Regions from separate parts of the Homo sapiens genome. Here regions 2 and 3 are each linked to region 1. The links are chromatin contacts, found by Hi-C or POLR2A ChIA-PET in ENCODE. All regions are on one chromosome and are shown on one strand. The core of a region is the stretch at or near the end of the contact, and the rest is flanking DNA. Distances in the headings are between cores, read along the strand shown. Region 1 overlaps ARHGAP10 (Rho GTPase activating protein 10). Region 2 overlaps ARHGAP10 (Rho GTPase activating protein 10). Region 3 overlaps NR3C2 (nuclear receptor subfamily 3 group C member 2).

What was found. A loop is a pair of places that touch in the nucleus more often than their neighbours do. ChIA-PET counts read pairs that join two places held with the same protein, here RNA polymerase II (POLR2A). Pooled maps may share reads with other maps.
Region 2: a map with no recorded cell type shows a loop between it and region 1 (8-fold over the local background). The contact joins two enhancer-like sites. A Hi-C loop is called at or near these places in 4 of 168 maps with a recorded cell type or tissue (CD4-positive, alpha-beta memory T cell, GM12878, colonic mucosa and 1 more), 29 of 37 single-sample maps with no recorded cell type and 13 of 50 pooled maps. POLR2A ChIA-PET finds 5 or more read pairs at or near these places in 6 of 52 experiments (CD4-positive, alpha-beta memory T cell, CD8-positive, alpha-beta T cell, T-cell and 3 more).
Region 3: a map of CD8-positive, alpha-beta T cell shows a loop between it and region 1 (2.5-fold over the local background). The contact joins two enhancer-like sites. A Hi-C loop is called at or near these places in 1 of 168 maps with a recorded cell type or tissue (CD8-positive, alpha-beta T cell) and 7 of 50 pooled maps. POLR2A ChIA-PET finds 5 or more read pairs at or near these places in 1 of 52 experiments (activated naive CD4-positive, alpha-beta T cell).

What each region holds. Positions count from the first base shown.
Region 1 is chr4:148,043,021-148,045,720 of GRCh38, forward strand. The region is part of intron 19 of ARHGAP10 (Rho GTPase activating protein 10); the gene reads left to right. Among named protein-coding and RNA genes, the nearest start is that of MIR4799, 260 kb to the left of the region's middle. Within about 2 kb of position 1,384, at least 5 of the 41 ENCODE cell types and tissues checked have a DNase peak (open chromatin) inside an H3K27ac peak, as active enhancers do.
Region 2 is chr4:147,942,186-147,944,885 of GRCh38, forward strand. The region is part of intron 14 of ARHGAP10 (Rho GTPase activating protein 10); the gene reads left to right. Among named protein-coding and RNA genes, the nearest start is that of MIR4799, 160 kb to the left of the region's middle. Within about 2 kb of position 1,331, at least 2 of the 41 ENCODE cell types and tissues checked have a DNase peak (open chromatin) inside an H3K27ac peak, as active enhancers do.
Region 3 is chr4:148,169,609-148,172,308 of GRCh38, forward strand. All of the region lies in intron 4 of NR3C2 (nuclear receptor subfamily 3 group C member 2), which reads right to left. Among named protein-coding and RNA genes, the nearest start is that of NR3C2, 270 kb to the right of the region's middle. Within about 2 kb of position 1,308, at least 3 of the 41 ENCODE cell types and tissues checked have a DNase peak (open chromatin) inside an H3K27ac peak, as active enhancers do.

The DNA.
Region 1 (2,700 bases), core at 134-2,633:
GGCTTCCCAAGACCAAGACGTGGTCTGCACCCTGACAAAATGTACAAGGGAAATGGGCACCTAAAACCAGGTTATAAAACCAGTATATGATGGCGAAATGCAAAATTGATGGCTGCAGACAGCTCTGAGAAAGGAGAAAAGAATCAGGAGAGGAGGGGTTTGGCAAGTACCTTGTGGGAGTTAAATCTGAGGATGCTGCAAGGAAGTCATTTTCTCTTCTAATCGGCGGTAGTTCATTTTCCAGAGTGTCTTAGAGTCTGTTCATAAATCCTTTGGTACCATTTTTGTTCACTCACTGGAACAACCTTTTTACCCAGAGGTGATTTGTCTGTTTGTAGATGCCTGTTAAAGGGTAACACCTAAGGGAAGAGATTGTGTGATCACTCAGAAGAAATGATAGGTGAAAAATAATGAGTGTATCTGACTTTAATTCTCAATTTTAAGTTAGCTTTGTGGGATTTAAAATCTTTATTCCCAGCCAGGGGTGGTGGCTCATACTTGTAATCCGAACACTTTGAGAAGTCAAGACAGGAGAATCACTTGAACCTAGAAGTCCGAGACCAAGCTGGACAACATAGGGAGACCCTCTCTCTAATATATATATATATATATATATATATATATATATATATTTTAGGTGTATAAATATAGATATGTAAGTATATAGGAAAAATGTATAAGGAAAAATGTATATGCATTTTTCATATATATATGTGTATATATATGTATATATGTATATATATGTGTATATATATGTATATATATATGTATATATATATGCATTCATTCCAGAAGTTGTTGAACATAGAATATTTTTTAAGTTTTATTATTTTCATAGTAGTTAAAAAATGCTAATTTGATTTTTGGTTAACTAAAGTTTCAGAAATGGTTGTGAGTATTTAATGTTTGTGTACCTGATGATTTATTCTCCCTCAAATTCAGTGATTCTCTCAAGTAGGTAAGCTCATTCCTGAACAGTGAAGGAGGAAGGAACTCTATACACTTGGAAAGTAGGGTGAAGTGTCTTCTCCTTTGATCAGGCTGTGTCAACATTCCCTTCTACCAATGTTATTTTCACTTGAGGGTTCAAATTGCCACTGTTTGGCAGGAAGGAAGAGAGAACTCTCTTAATAGAATGTGATTTAATATGTTGAATGACAATTTGTGCTGTGTCAGTCTGCTTGGGAAAAGGATTAGAGGCAGTGTAAATGATCTGCTCTATCTGGTTGTAAAAACATTTCAGGCATCTTTCAAAAGTAACATTAAACCCCTGGTCTCCAGTTCCCCAAAGTTGCTTCTCATTGACAGGTTTCTCTCGGTAGGAGTAAGTCAGGGAATAAACCGGTCCCAGACTCTCCTTTGCTGCTTCTGCCATGTCATGCCTTGCCCAACTGTCAGGGCACACAGCCCAGGGAGGACTGAGGGCCTGGGTCCAGCCTCCTGCAGCCAGGGAGCTGCTGGCATCTGACTTGCTGTGAAGGTGATCCTGTTCTGCTTCAGAACTGATGACAGTTTGCTATGTCTAGCTGAGCACTGAGGGCAGCCGTCATGCCAGGTCAATGTTCAGGTTTACTCTGGACTCCGTTCTGGGGTTCCATTTGAGATTCTCTTAATTTTGAGGGGAGTCATTGCTCATGATGAATGAAAGACACAGGGAGGGGCTGGGGAAAGCTGGAGGCCAGCCCCTCGCGTCACTTGGGCTCTTTCACAGAAAAGAACTGGACGGAGTTGAGCTCGCTGGGCACAGGGGATGATGTGGTCTTTGTTCCAAAGTGGATGGATCCCAGAAAGAAAATACATTAAAAGGAAATCATAGCAGTGGTCTACCAGTGGGTTTTGGTCCATTTGCCTGAAAATTGGCCCTTCTATTGGCGCTGAGTTTCTCCAATTAGCTAAACGTTTTTTGTGGTGAAGCGCTGTGGAAAAAGTGGCTTCACTGAAAGAGCAATCATAGTCTTCTAGACTTTATAAATAGACTCAGACAAGAAGAACTGCCCTGTGGAGATACGGTTCATCTCTTGCTCAGCCATCTCCCCCACCCTCCCCGGGAACACACTTATGAAATAAAGAGCTCAGAAAACTCTTCCTTGGAGTTTCAGTGGTACAGTTGGTTAGTGTGCAGCACTTAAACAGAAACCTCTTCTTAACAGAATGTTCTGCACAGTGTCCTCCAGGGGTCCCCCTCAATACTCACCATAAACAATTTCTTCTTCCAGCCATCACCACCATCTCTAACTCCTGCTTGTCTGGATTCAGTTGTTCTAGATCTCCATTTCTGAGATTTTCTCTCTTAACCCTTAGTTGTAAGCTGGGTCAGGAGTCAATAATAATTATTTTGTACAATCAGTTTTCAAGATTCCCCTGGAGTCTGGGGAGCTAGCTTAATCAGAGCCTGGAATTTCTCTTATGCTTCGTTTTTAGGAGAATTGAAATCCATCTGGCTGGGTGCAGTGGCTCACGCCTGTAATCCCAGCAATTTGGGAGGCTGAGGCAGGCGGATCACCTGAGGTCAGGAGTTCGAGACCAGCCTTAACATGAAGAAACCCTGTCGCTACTAAAAATACAAAATTAGCCGGGCGTGGTGGTGCATGCCTGTAATCCCAACTACTCGGGAGGCTGAGGCAGGAGAACTGCTTGAACCTGGGAGGCGGAGCTTGCGGTGAGCCGAGATCGCGCCATTGCACTCCAGCCTGGGCAGCA
Region 2 (2,700 bases), core at 81-2,580, 100 kb before region 1:
TCAAATTTGAATTTTTTCAAGGAACATTTTGTTTGTAATGCATTGTCTTTGTAGAAATGGGAAATAATTTAATTTTTAAGTATTTGAGAAACAGTCCCAAGCCATGTACTATTTTTTGAGGAGAGCTGCCATTTATCCAATTCTCTGTAGTTCTTGAGAGCTAATTATTTACTTTAGAATTTTTTATTGCCATTTTTACACAAAGTACTTTGTATTGTTTGTTAAAGTGTTTTAAGTCTTATTTAAATACTCATGTAAAAGTTTATAATGATTTCTAAAAGGGTATATGCTTAATCTCTTGCATGTTTTTTCACTTGTCTCTTTTTTCTGGTATGTTTTTTCCCTTCATATTTCATATTAAAATAGCAAAATGTTTCTTTCCACTATCCTTCTCTCCGTCCTCCTTCTCCTGCCCCTTTGTTCCCTCCTTATCCTCTTTATTCTCTCCCCCTTCTTTCCTTCTCCCCTAATTCCCAGCTGGCATGAAATAGCAATGACATTGACCATAGAAAACTGTCTAAATAGAGAGGCAGTTATTCTCCTCGAGGCCAGGTAAAGGAGCAGGCAGCTGCCTTCCTCCATCCGGTGATGAGAGGGTATTCTTAGTTGTCTTCCCCTCTGGGAGCCTAAGGCAGCTATCCGCTGGATTTCCAGCAGCCTCTAAGCCTTTCCCTGGACCAAGCTTCTTAAGCTGCTGAAAGAACATGCCCATATAAGCAGATGCCTGCCTTTTTCTTCCCCTTTGCAGCCTCTAAGACAGGGCGCACAGATTTGGTAGAAGTTGTTATTGTTTTTGTAAAGTAGAAACTTAGCACAGTTTGGAAAGGCAGGGAGAAATATCAGATGAGTTGTCTTTAGGTGAGTCATGGTTTTTTAGTAAATGGAGTGAGAATGTAAAATATCAATTACAATAGTTCATGGTAGATTAGAACTGATACGAGGTAGAATTGTTATACATTCTTCCTTCTTCCCTACTTTAGTTTAAAACATCAGAGTGGAAGAAGAGGAAATTGTGAGAAAATGTGGTAGTAGTTTGTGTGGTCTGGTGAGCTCAGTGGTTAATTCTAAATCTGATTTGCAAGAAGGGCTGGATGACCTTATTTTCACACATAAAACCACAGAAAACAAGAAATGAGAAGAGTTTTACTTGAAAACCATTACCTTGTTTCCTTTGTAGGACAGCTTTGTTGCATAGATTGGGGAAAAAAGTGAACTAACGTAGCTGAAAAGTATAAAACATATTTTCAAAATTCATCCATTCACTGTGCTTTTTCAAGTACTTTAAAATTGGACCTAAGTCAGTGTTGAGTAGGGTGCTAGCAGCTGCATAAAATTGCACTTTGCATTTAGGTTGGACTGCAGATTTTCAGTTTCAAAAAAATGACCAGTGGTTACGTAAGCGTGAAACATTCACCCAAATAAAAAGTCAACTCTTTTTATCTGTGCTTGTTAGTTTAGATTTTTAACAAACCCATAAAGTGTCCTTCCTTGGTCAGAAAGGAAGCAAATTGTTTTTATCTTTCTTATGGTAGAACATGTATTCTGAATGAACCCTCCAAATGTATTTTCACATTTGAATCCCAAATAATTATTAAATTCTGCCTAGTCCCAGTGCATTCACTGATTCTAAAGGACTGCTAGGGATGATTGAGCTATTTGAAAACAGTGAAAATTTAAGAGAGAATTAGTAACATAGACACTGTGTAGTCATTTGCTTCTGATGTGACAGCTGCTTTTTATTCCATGAATTTAGAATGATGGCTTATTTTTCCATAGACAGAATATGATTCTCAAAATACGGAATCATAATTTGGTAGAAAGCTGGAAATAAAAGATTTCCTTTAGAAGCCTCTTGGATTTTAAAAAGGTGGTTTGCTGGTAGCAAGTTGATTGAAAATGTTATCTGACTTGTATGTTAAAACGAGATTTAAATAATTGATTTAATGAGAGAGAGAATATTCAGTTACTGAAGTAATTGGTTGGCAAAGTCTTTAGAACAGAATTATTTAGTCCTAGTTATAAAGGATTGCACCTTTAATCAGGGGGCTTAATTTGATTTCTTGAATGTATCTGTGGCTTGTCTGACAAGCTCAGTAACAAATGAGTTCAGAATTGTAGGAACTGATCAAAATGTAATCAGTGTCAATTGCCATTGTTGTAGTTTATTGCATATTGCTGTCAGTTGCTGTAATCAAGAAATGTTGAAGTGCTTTAAAAGTCTTCAGACCTTTGAGTAATTGACCTCATATGTATGATGCTATGCCTGTGAAATAACCATCACTTCCTGTTTTACTTTATCTTCAGAAAGTTTCAGCCCAACATTGAGTTGTCATCCACCCTTCATCATCCCAAGCCTAAAACTTTTTAAGTAGCATGCACGACTTAATGTGGTGGTACCATTTTGACAGGTTTTTCTTTTTAGTGTTTTTAAAAAGGAAATGCTAACAAGATGTTGCCTTCTCTATGAAGACAAATACAGTATAAGGGAGGGAAAAAACCCTGAAACAACGAGGTTTTTTTTGGTCTTAGTTAAGACATCATCGTGGAGTGAGGGAGAAATAGTCTTTTCCATGAACCTCTTACTTTCTCCTTTGCATAGTAGGTGTGTAGAAAACCAGGCAAATTGATATTGATGGCTCAATATCATTCGTCGTAACCCATTTCCTGCCTCCTCCCTTTGGGTAGGTACCATCACTGCTT
Region 3 (2,700 bases), core at 58-2,557, 130 kb after region 1:
AAGCTATGGCTATTTTAAGGGCTTAATAAAAGTAATGGGATATAACTGAGAAATTCAAATGATAAAAGATCTAAACAATGATGAAACACATAAAGCCAAAGACTATGAAAACAGAGATGATCATATTTCTTCTCAAACTCTGGTCAATGGGTGATCTTCCTTATAATCGCCTCAGGGCTTACTCAAGATGCAGAATCTTGGGCTGCCCAAAGTACACATGGCAGAGTATCTACAAGTGGAGGCTGGGAGTCTTCATTTTTAACAAACTTCCCATGTGATTTTTCCTGCACTTTAGAATTGAGAACTATCAACCTAAAGGTTCTGAATGAGATTACAGAAAGCAGGAGAAAGAGAGAAACTGAGAAAAGATTATTTGTTAACAGGAAGGAAGAGAGGGAGGGAGGGAAAGGACAGATATTAAAAATTCGGTCTACACCATGGTTTCTCAACTTCATTGACATTTTGGGGTGGATAATTCTTTGTGTAGAAATGGTCCTGTGTATTGTACAGTGTTAGCAGCATTCCTGGCCCTCTACCCAAAAGATGCCAGTAGCAATCCCCAACCTCCAATTGTGACAATAAAAAATATTTCCAGACTTTGCCAAATGTCCCTTCCAGGGGTAAAATCACCCCTGGTTGAGATTCACTGGTCTATACTAAGGAAGTTGTTAAAGCAAGAATAGTGAACTAGAAAGATCATGAAATATCTTGGGTATATAAAAAACAATCAAATGAAAACTGAAATAAGAAGCATGCTAATTCATTATGCTCCTAAAGTTAGTTTCCTTAATAACAGAAGTCATAAACTCAAAAGTGAACTCAGCATAATAAAAAAATTCATTTTCATCTTTCAAAATTTAGCATATTTCACACAAACATTTGCACTTCTGACACTGCTTGAAAAAAAATTTTTTTTGAATCTGGCAATACCTGCAACAAATAGGCCTAGGCCTGAAACTGGCCACTCCCTTTGGCATGGCAACAAACAGCTCGACCTGGACTGGCCACTCCCCTTCGATGGAGCATTCACTTCCTACCCCCATGCTTTATAGATGGGTGAATTCTATAAAAATATTCCATAAATATGTCATGGGTATTGTAAGAGATTGGAATATGTTTTAAATATGTTTATTTAAAACTTACATTTAGTTTCCTAGACGCCAAAGTCTTAGTAGTAGGGCCACACTTTTAATCTACAAACATAATTTACAAGAAACACAAGCACAAGTACACAGTCCACTAGAGAAATATCCAAAGTTTAGTGTAATCATAATATCAGGTTTATTATCACAAGACATGGCCAAGTACCCTGCCACACCCAAAGGGTGTATGTACTGACTGACAAGCACATATCCTGAATGTTATTACACTCATAAAAAAATGAGTAATGACTGGTTGATCTCAACATTCACACTCAAATCAAAATTCAAACTGGGATTTCCACAACAGGCTTCCTTACTAGCCATCCGTTAAAAAGAATATTTGTTCCTGTGACAGAACAGGGCTTCCCCTAAATGCACACTTCCTTCAGCTGTGTTGCTGCTACTGGTCCCCAAGCGTCGACTTCCTGCTGACACCACCTGGAGGTAAAAAGGTCCACACCCCTAGGTTTATGGTCTATGTCTCATCTTTGAAAGTTGCACCTCTTTCCCTATTCCATGCCAATTTAAGTGCACAATTAAACATGACTGCAATGTGAAGGAATTTCCAGGTATGAGCTCTACAGAGTTACTTCAATCACGAGTGCAGCTTCACACTCCCCAGTTATCTAGGCACACATTTTTATCAGGGATGAATGCCTTATAGCAGTGGTTCCCAACCTTTTGGGCACCAGGGACTGGTTTTGTGGAGGACATTTTTTCCTTGGACAGCGATGGGGAGGATGGTTTTGGGATGAAACTGTTCCACCTCAGATCATCGGGCATTATATTCTCATAAGAAATGCACAACCCAGATCCCTTGAATGTGCAGTTCACAATAGGGTTCGTGCTCCTATGAGAATCTAATGTGGCTGCTGATCTGACAGAAGGCGGCACTTGCCCATCACTCACCTCCTGCTGTGCGGCCCAGTTCCTAACAGGTCAGGGACCCAGTATTGCTGCCTTATAGGTCCTGCCTGATAATGCTCTCTTTTTTCAGCTGGAAGGCTTCTCTATTTCCCAGAGGTGGAGCTACACCACTGTCTTTGTGTTCACGGTCTTAAACACAGCACTGCTTATTTCCACTCTACTCAAGTGGCCACCCAGACAAGGGCTGAGGCTTCCTGTCAATCTTGAAGTTCCTGGGAAGACAGGTGTTCCTCCCACCTGAAATCAGTACAGATTCCTGACTCTGACCTTGGATTACATGTATTCTAGAAACTATGGAATCCAATAATAATTTAGTTGATAATCCCTGGGAGTTTACTGCACTAAGCTCCTCAACTAAACCTTTCATCTTAACCTACTCGTGTCGGGTTTGCTTCATTCTTGGTTTTCTTTTCTTTCTATTACCTCTTATTCTTTGTGTTTTTACATTTGTCTCGGGGGCTTATTTGTCCCTCCTTTACTGTAAGTCAACTCATCCTAATTTTCTTTTACCTTAAACCTAATGAGGTTCAAAGTTCACTACAAACCATCAAACCAGGATTGAAATTCCTGCCTTAACAGCAGCAACAGCTATCCCAACACCCCATTGTCTTCCATTCTGGTGACAAAAATT